Regions from separate parts of the Homo sapiens genome. Here region 1 is linked to region 2. Evidence: chromatin contacts called from ENCODE Hi-C data. All regions are on one chromosome and are shown on one strand. The core of a region is the stretch at or near the end of the contact, and the rest is flanking DNA. Distances in the headings are between cores, read along the strand shown. Region 1 overlaps RELCH (RAB11 binding and LisH domain, coiled-coil and HEAT repeat containing). Region 2 has its middle 61 kb from the start of ZCCHC2.

What was found. Hi-C counts contacts between places; a loop is a spot of excess contacts on that map. Pooled maps may share reads with other maps.
Region 1: a map of aorta shows a loop between it and region 2 (2.1-fold over the local background). The contact joins two enhancer-like sites. A Hi-C loop is called at or near these places in 1 of 168 maps with a recorded cell type or tissue (aorta), 1 of 37 single-sample maps with no recorded cell type and 8 of 50 pooled maps.

The regions. Positions count from the first base shown.
Region 1 is chr18:62,280,514-62,283,900 of GRCh38, forward strand. It overlaps RELCH (RAB11 binding and LisH domain, coiled-coil and HEAT repeat containing), which reads left to right. Exons shown (of 29, transcript NM_001346231.2): 24 at 133-196; 25 at 1,793-1,931. Among named protein-coding and RNA genes, the nearest start is that of TNFRSF11A, 43 kb to the right of the region's middle. Within about 2 kb of position 1,363, at least 4 of the 41 ENCODE cell types and tissues checked have a DNase peak (open chromatin) inside an H3K27ac peak, as active enhancers do.
Region 2 is chr18:62,582,891-62,586,137 of GRCh38, forward strand. It overlaps a transcript of ZCCHC2 not described here. Among named protein-coding and RNA genes, the nearest start is that of ZCCHC2, 61 kb to the left of the region's middle. RefSeq lists enhancers at 1,310-1,369, 3,235-3,247. Within about 2 kb of position 1,606, at least 5 of the 41 ENCODE cell types and tissues checked have a DNase peak (open chromatin) inside an H3K27ac peak, as active enhancers do.

The DNA of each region.
Region 1 (3,387 bases), core at 113-2,612, 300 kb before region 2:
TTAAATTTATTTAATTTGTCATTGCTAGAGACTAATACAGTATATTTACCTTGTACTTACTTTAATATACATTTTAATAATACTCGTTGTTCATCTCAAATCTTCAGTTTCTTTCTGTTTTAATTCTAACAGCTCTGTCAGGATTGCCACAATTCCAGCCTTTGGCACTATTATGGAAACAGTAATTCAAAGAGAGGTAGGAATAATTGAAATTTATTTATGTCTGTGTAATATTGATGTGGTCATGATACATGTATCTGGTGGTAGGCTGCAGGGAGCATCTTACCTTTTATTTTGTGCCCTAGTTAGTTACAGGCCAGAGGAGGATCTCACTGTGAAAACATGGTAGCCTAACCAAGGTATATTTCCATATCCTAAGGAAATCTCTAGTCTTTCCTCTCAGTCAGAACATTAAGTATAGGCCAAGCTTTCAGGGATGTCCAAGGGAGAGAATATAGTCATGGGTTCTTAGTTTCTCTTTCTGATTGGGCCAGTAAAGCCCCTTCCTCTTCCCTCTTTTCTACTTATCACTAGAGACAGAAACTAAAAACCCCGGCTTCAGGCTGCTAAAAGCCTTAAACAAAACAAAACAGAACAACAACAAAATAAGGTGTATTGGACAAGCTTGCTAGATGTTCTATTGTAAGCTGAGCTGGATGTTGCAGTTTTGAATAATCCTTCAAATCAGGTCTAGTTCCAAAGCCTTCTATTACCCGGTAGGCTTCTGGCCAATCTACATAAATTCTTGATTGCCAGTGTTGCACAGATTTGAGGACTGTTTTCCCAGATAACATCATTAGGAACACAAATGTATCTCAGTTATAAATGAAGGCAAGAGGGCACTTGTATTCTGATAACTGTGTCATTGGTATGAAGCTGTAAAAGTGATTTAGTAGACTGGTATCCTCTTGTTGCAGAGTAGATCTCTGGGCAGACCCTCTGTCATGCCTGTTTCAGGAGACCACCAAGGTCTTCCTTCTTAAAGGTGTATTTTAATTCTGAAACTAATTTCAAGTTTTTTAGATTCTATTTGCAACACTAACTATAAGACACTTCTCAAAATTGATATCAGATTTTTATTTCTTTGTTATTATATTGGATATGTCCTTATACAAATGAAAAAACCCTGTAGATTAGCACATATATTATTTGTGGACATATTACCCAAAAGAAAAAAGTTTTAATAAAACTCCTTTGTCATATAGATTTTTCATGACAAAAACTAAAGTTTTGTTAGTTACAGAAAGAATATTTTCCATTTTTTCACTTATATATTTCACTGGTGAAGCCACAGAGGAAAAGCACATCATTCTGCAAAGCTTGCAGTCTTGGCAGAATTTCAACATGTTCTCAAAACCTAAAATAAAAATGTCTTTTAGGGAAATGTGAGTAAGATGTAAGTCATTAATGACTCATTGCTTTCAGAAGGTGAATAATTGGGTAACTTACAGTGTGATTTGTTTTAAGAATTATAATTTAGATACAAAATAATCATAAAGTTACCTACTTTTCCCTAAATACGGTGGGATTTTTTTTCTTTTGTTGTTATAATTTGTTCAGGAATATTTGTATTTTTTAATTAAGAATTTGTAAGCATAAGCAAAAGTAGGAAACCTTCTCTGAGCCAAAAGATTAAATAACTATTTATTTAATTCCAAATTTCTACTGTCATTGGACTATAGGTTGCTTTAATCCACTGCTTTAAGTCATGTTTAATGTGTGTCTTTCACTTTAACAACACTACTCAGTTTTCAATATTCTATGAAATGACTGTACAATATCCAATTTTAAGTTGCTGGAAAGAGTGAAAATGCAGTTGGCTTCTTTCCTGGAAGATCCTCAGTATCAAGACCAACATTCTTTGCATACAGAGATCATAAAAACATTTGGTAGAGTTGGCCCTAACGCAGAACCCAGGTTCCGAGATGAGTGTAAGTTGCATTTTTCTACCTTTTTCCTGAATTGTAATGTAAGATCAAAGCTAGACACTCCTCTGAGGCCTTGTCATGTATTAAAATTTTGGTGCATTTGTCATGTGTTAAAGCCTTGTGTACTGAAAGCCTTGTGTACTCTTGTGTACTGAAAGCTAAACATGAAACAAGTTAGTTATTGTGAATTAATCAGTATTGATATTAGTGGATGGTTTTGTATTATTTTGTTTTGAGACAGAGTCTCGCTCTGTCACCCAAGCTGGAGTGCAATGGCATGATCTCAGCTCACTGCAACCTCTGCCTCCTGGGTACAAGTGATTCTCCTGCCTCAGCCTCCCAAGTAGTTGGGATTACAGGTGCCCACCACCATGCCCGGCTAATTTTTGTATTTTTCGTAGAGACGGGGTTTTGCCATGTTGGCCAGGCTGGTCTCCAGCTCCTGATCTCAGGTGATCTGCCTGCCTCAGCCTCCCAAAGTGTTGGGATTACAGGCGTGAACCACCGCACCCGCCCTAGTGGATGGTCTTATACTGTATAAGTATACAGATGGTCTTATACTGTATACTGATTGCTGTAAGACATATGAAGAGTAACTCAAACTTAATTTCAAGTTATTTTAGAAATATTTCTTAATAACTGCTAATTGCTAAATACTGTGCTGCCTTAGAGTTTATTTTTTATTTTTAAGGAAATTTTTGTGTGTTTCTAGACATGTTCTTATGAAAAACAGACATTTCTTCCACTTAGCATGCCATTCAGCACGATACATAACTTTGTTTTAATTCATAGCTTGTTGATCTGCTACATGATCTTCCACAATTGTCTGCCTTTTTTCTCTAGATTTTACAGAGTCTCTTTTACTGTGGGCCTCAACATTTATGGCCACAATTTCTTTGGATAGCATCAAAGCATTAAGAACTTATGACTCCAAAAGCATATCAGTTATCATAGCTCTTTTATTTTTAGCAATTTGACATGCTCTAGAGAGGGCCACAAGTTGGGTCACTTAAATCAGTTTAGTTTCTAGTACATTATTTTATTCTCCGGCAGACTGTTACATATCCAGGCTGGCATATGACTCTTTAAGATAAGAGTCATCAACAAAAAATACTAAGTCAGGATTTGGACTGCAGTGTCCAAAAAATCGATTGAAGGCATGCACACTGATCAAACTATAGAAACACAGTCATGACATTTTTTTTCACTAGGTAAGTGTCTTTATAATTAGCCAACTAACAGAAGAAAGTTGATATTTTAGTTAGCACTAGGGATAGTTCCACATGTTGCAGTGTCAAATTTACAGGTGATTCTAGGTAGGAACTCTGAAGGTGCTTTGACTTTTCGAGGCTGTAGTTGCTCTGAGGCAAGGAGACCAACTCTTGGCTGCTGGATTAAAGGATAGGCTCAACAGGCAATGGGTCTTTGGTGTGTGCCATGTTGTCAAGTTAAATGGGTA
Region 2 (3,247 bases), core at 356-2,855:
CCCAAGAATTCAAGACCAGCCTGGGCAACATGACGAAACCCCATCTCTACAAAAAATACAAAAATTAGCTGGTCCTGGTGGTCTATGCCTGTAGTCCCAGCTACTCAGGAGGCTGAGGCAGGAAGATCGCTTGAGCCCAGCAGGCAGAGGCTTCAGTGAGCCCAGATCATGCCACTGCACTCCAGCCTAGGTGACAGAGTGAGACCGTGTCTTTTTTTTTTAATAAAAGGGAAGATGTGGACGAGAACAGGTTTGGGTAGGAGTGATGGCAGTGATTCTTTGGATGGTGAGGAACCTAGCAAACATAGCTCTTCATTAGACTAAGATTAGTTAATTTTGCTCTATGCACTGATGAACGATATAGAAGCTATTCCTTACCCTCGCAGATTAAACCTAGTTGGAAAGCTTGCCAGTTAATGGTATGTATGGACTGTACAGACATGCCGAGTCATAACGGTCATGATTATTCAGTACCAAAGTAAAAGTTTATGGCAAGGCAAATCTACATTTAATTTTTTATGTAAGCACTAAGAATCAAATTTTTCTGAAAAGGTTCCAAAGAGATGAGAAAGCACGGTGTAAAATACCTGTTTTCTTAACAGCACCTAGTACTTAACAGCACCATCCATTTGAGCTTGGAAGACATCTTTTTCACTTCTCCATACTGATTGCAAAAGCATTCTAAGGTTAAGGCAGTGAAACCATATGGAGGCAAGCTGTGACAATAGTTCCACCCCATGACACTCCCATAATCTTAAAAGAATAAAAAAATACTGACCCCCCCCTCCACCCAACCCCACCCCACCAAGAGGGAGGGCTCATTGATTTCCAGAGCAGTGAGTTTCGAGGTGTGAGATATGAAGAAATGGGGTCCCTGCCTGGAAACGTAGTCACGACATCTCTACATCTTCTTCTCTTTAGGGGAGGAGACCAGCTGTTAAAGGATGAGGGGCTCTGGGGTCCCAGGGCTGAGAGGCAGGTGTCAGCTCGGGGTGGAGGGAATGTTTTAACTGGAGTGCCCTCGCCCCTTCAGATGACCCTGTGCAGAGAGAGGACAGGCCAGGGCGGACAACCTTGTCTTTCCCTGGATGCTCATTAACGTATTGGCTTGCTCAGGTTGGATTCCTAGGGTCAGAATAACATCATATTTGATGTTACCGCTGCTTACAGATACAGCTGTTGTGCTTGTCCATGCAAAATTTCCCTAATTCCTAAACGCTGTCCTCTGTTGAAAAATGTAAGCCCCCTGAATTGGAACATGGGTACACATCACCTGAGTTCTGTGTGTGTATGCAAATGTTTATCAATTGTGGAAGCTTTGGAATTGGGGGTGGTTTGGGGCTTCCTCTTGTCTGTTCTGTAATGGGGGCACATCACACGTGTGGGGACCGGAGACCCTTCACGCAGTCACCTCCGCCTGCAGAGAATGCGGGCCTTGGTCACCAGAAGCTCTCAATCCCATGATCCGGTTTTGCTCTCTGAAATTTGGCGGTGGGAGTTGTGGTGAGGTGGGGGGTTGGGTGGTTCTTCATTGTTTTTCTTTTTCCTCTTGCAGTTCCAATTTGAGCCGCTGTGAAAAAGGCCTCCACCAGCCTCTCACCAGAAGAGATTGCTCATTGGAACGCAATGCCACCTGGTGGGGGACGAGGACAGTGCGAGCAAGCAGATGTTATTTCCTACTGACCTAATTTAGAGAACATTAAACGTAAGAGAGGGAACATTTGGGGTTGGAAGCCTGTGCCCAAAACCTTAAAGAGTGCAGGCAGCTGGCCATAAAAGCAGCTTGAGCAAACCCCTCATTCAGCCGTTGAAATGTGTGTGTGAACACTTTAAAGGTTTCCTCTGTGCTTTTCCTGCGTGCATTTGGTCATCACAGCTGTGAAGTGGGGTGGGAATGTTTCCCCTCGTTTTCTAGGAGAGAAATTTTGGGTTCAGTGAGACGAAGTGCTGCAGACAGGCCCATGGTGATGCTCAGGCCTCTGCTTGAAGTTGGTGCTCACTTCCTGGCACCACTTCCTGCCCCCACCAGTGCTTCTGGCAGAGCCCAGGGCAGTGGCTTTATGGAACTGTGTAAGGTGATAGGAACCCACAGGTGGAATGGCCGTGTGGCCTCTGGACTGAGGAGGGCTGGACCAGGTTGTGGGCACGCCTGGAACACACGCCACATCCTATCCCATAGCGAGGCCTCTTCCTTGTGGCTCTCGAAGGATTTGAGGACGCGGGAGGGTGAAATGTTTCCAGAGAAATATCCAGGACTTTTAGAACTAGGCTTTCAAAAGCATTTACCTGTCAGATAAATTCAAGTGGCATCAATGCAGATTTTAAATGTGTACAGATATCTCCACTCGCACGCTGAGTTGTGCTTCACACAAGTTTTGCGCACGGAGTATTCCATTAAATCTACTGAAGCAGTGGGGCAAGGAGAAAGGAGAGGTGACTGCTGATGTTTTTAAAGCTCTGACAGTCACATATAGATTGTCCCAGGTACCCCTGCTGCCCCCAAGACACTCCAAAGGCAAAGATGGATGGTGACAAAGTAACCTTCATGCAGAAACAAGAACAGTCACCCCCAACAACAAGCCCTGCTGAAGGTGAAGAATGCCACCAGGCTGCCTGGCAGTTACTGAGTGCTTATTCCTGCTAGCCTATTGGAGTCACGTCATATTTGTTACATGGTAACTTAATTGTGCCTTCCACGCCTTCACAAAATCAGTTGTACAAGAGAAGGCACCCACCACAGTCCATGTGACCTTTCTCGGTCTGATTTACATAGTGGGGATGATGACACTCGCGTTGTAGAGTAGTTGCACGATTAAACCTGGCACACAGACATAAAGCACTCAATGTCTGACACATAGTGGACTCTCAAGAAGTTTGTCATGCAGGGGACACTTGAATGCCCAGTATGGGCCAGACAGCATCAGCTCATTTCAGTCCCACAGCCCTGTGAGGGAGGAACTCTGCCCTGTTTTACAGTTAGGGAAATTGAGGCACAAAGGCTAAGAAGTCGATATCCAAGGGCACAGAATGATTGGGTGACGGTGAGCCCAGGCAGTGTGACAACAAGGTTGCTGCCCCACGCCACCTCTGTCTTTCGTGGGTATGTCGGTGTGAGGTGTAGGCAGCCCTGCACTGGCATTCAGCAGGCGGGACTCCCGGGCAGGCTCTTCTGCGAACACTCATGGGCCACCAGCCCTTTCTGGAACTTGCCTTTTTTTTTTTTTTTTACCTGAAAGCTACGTGAATC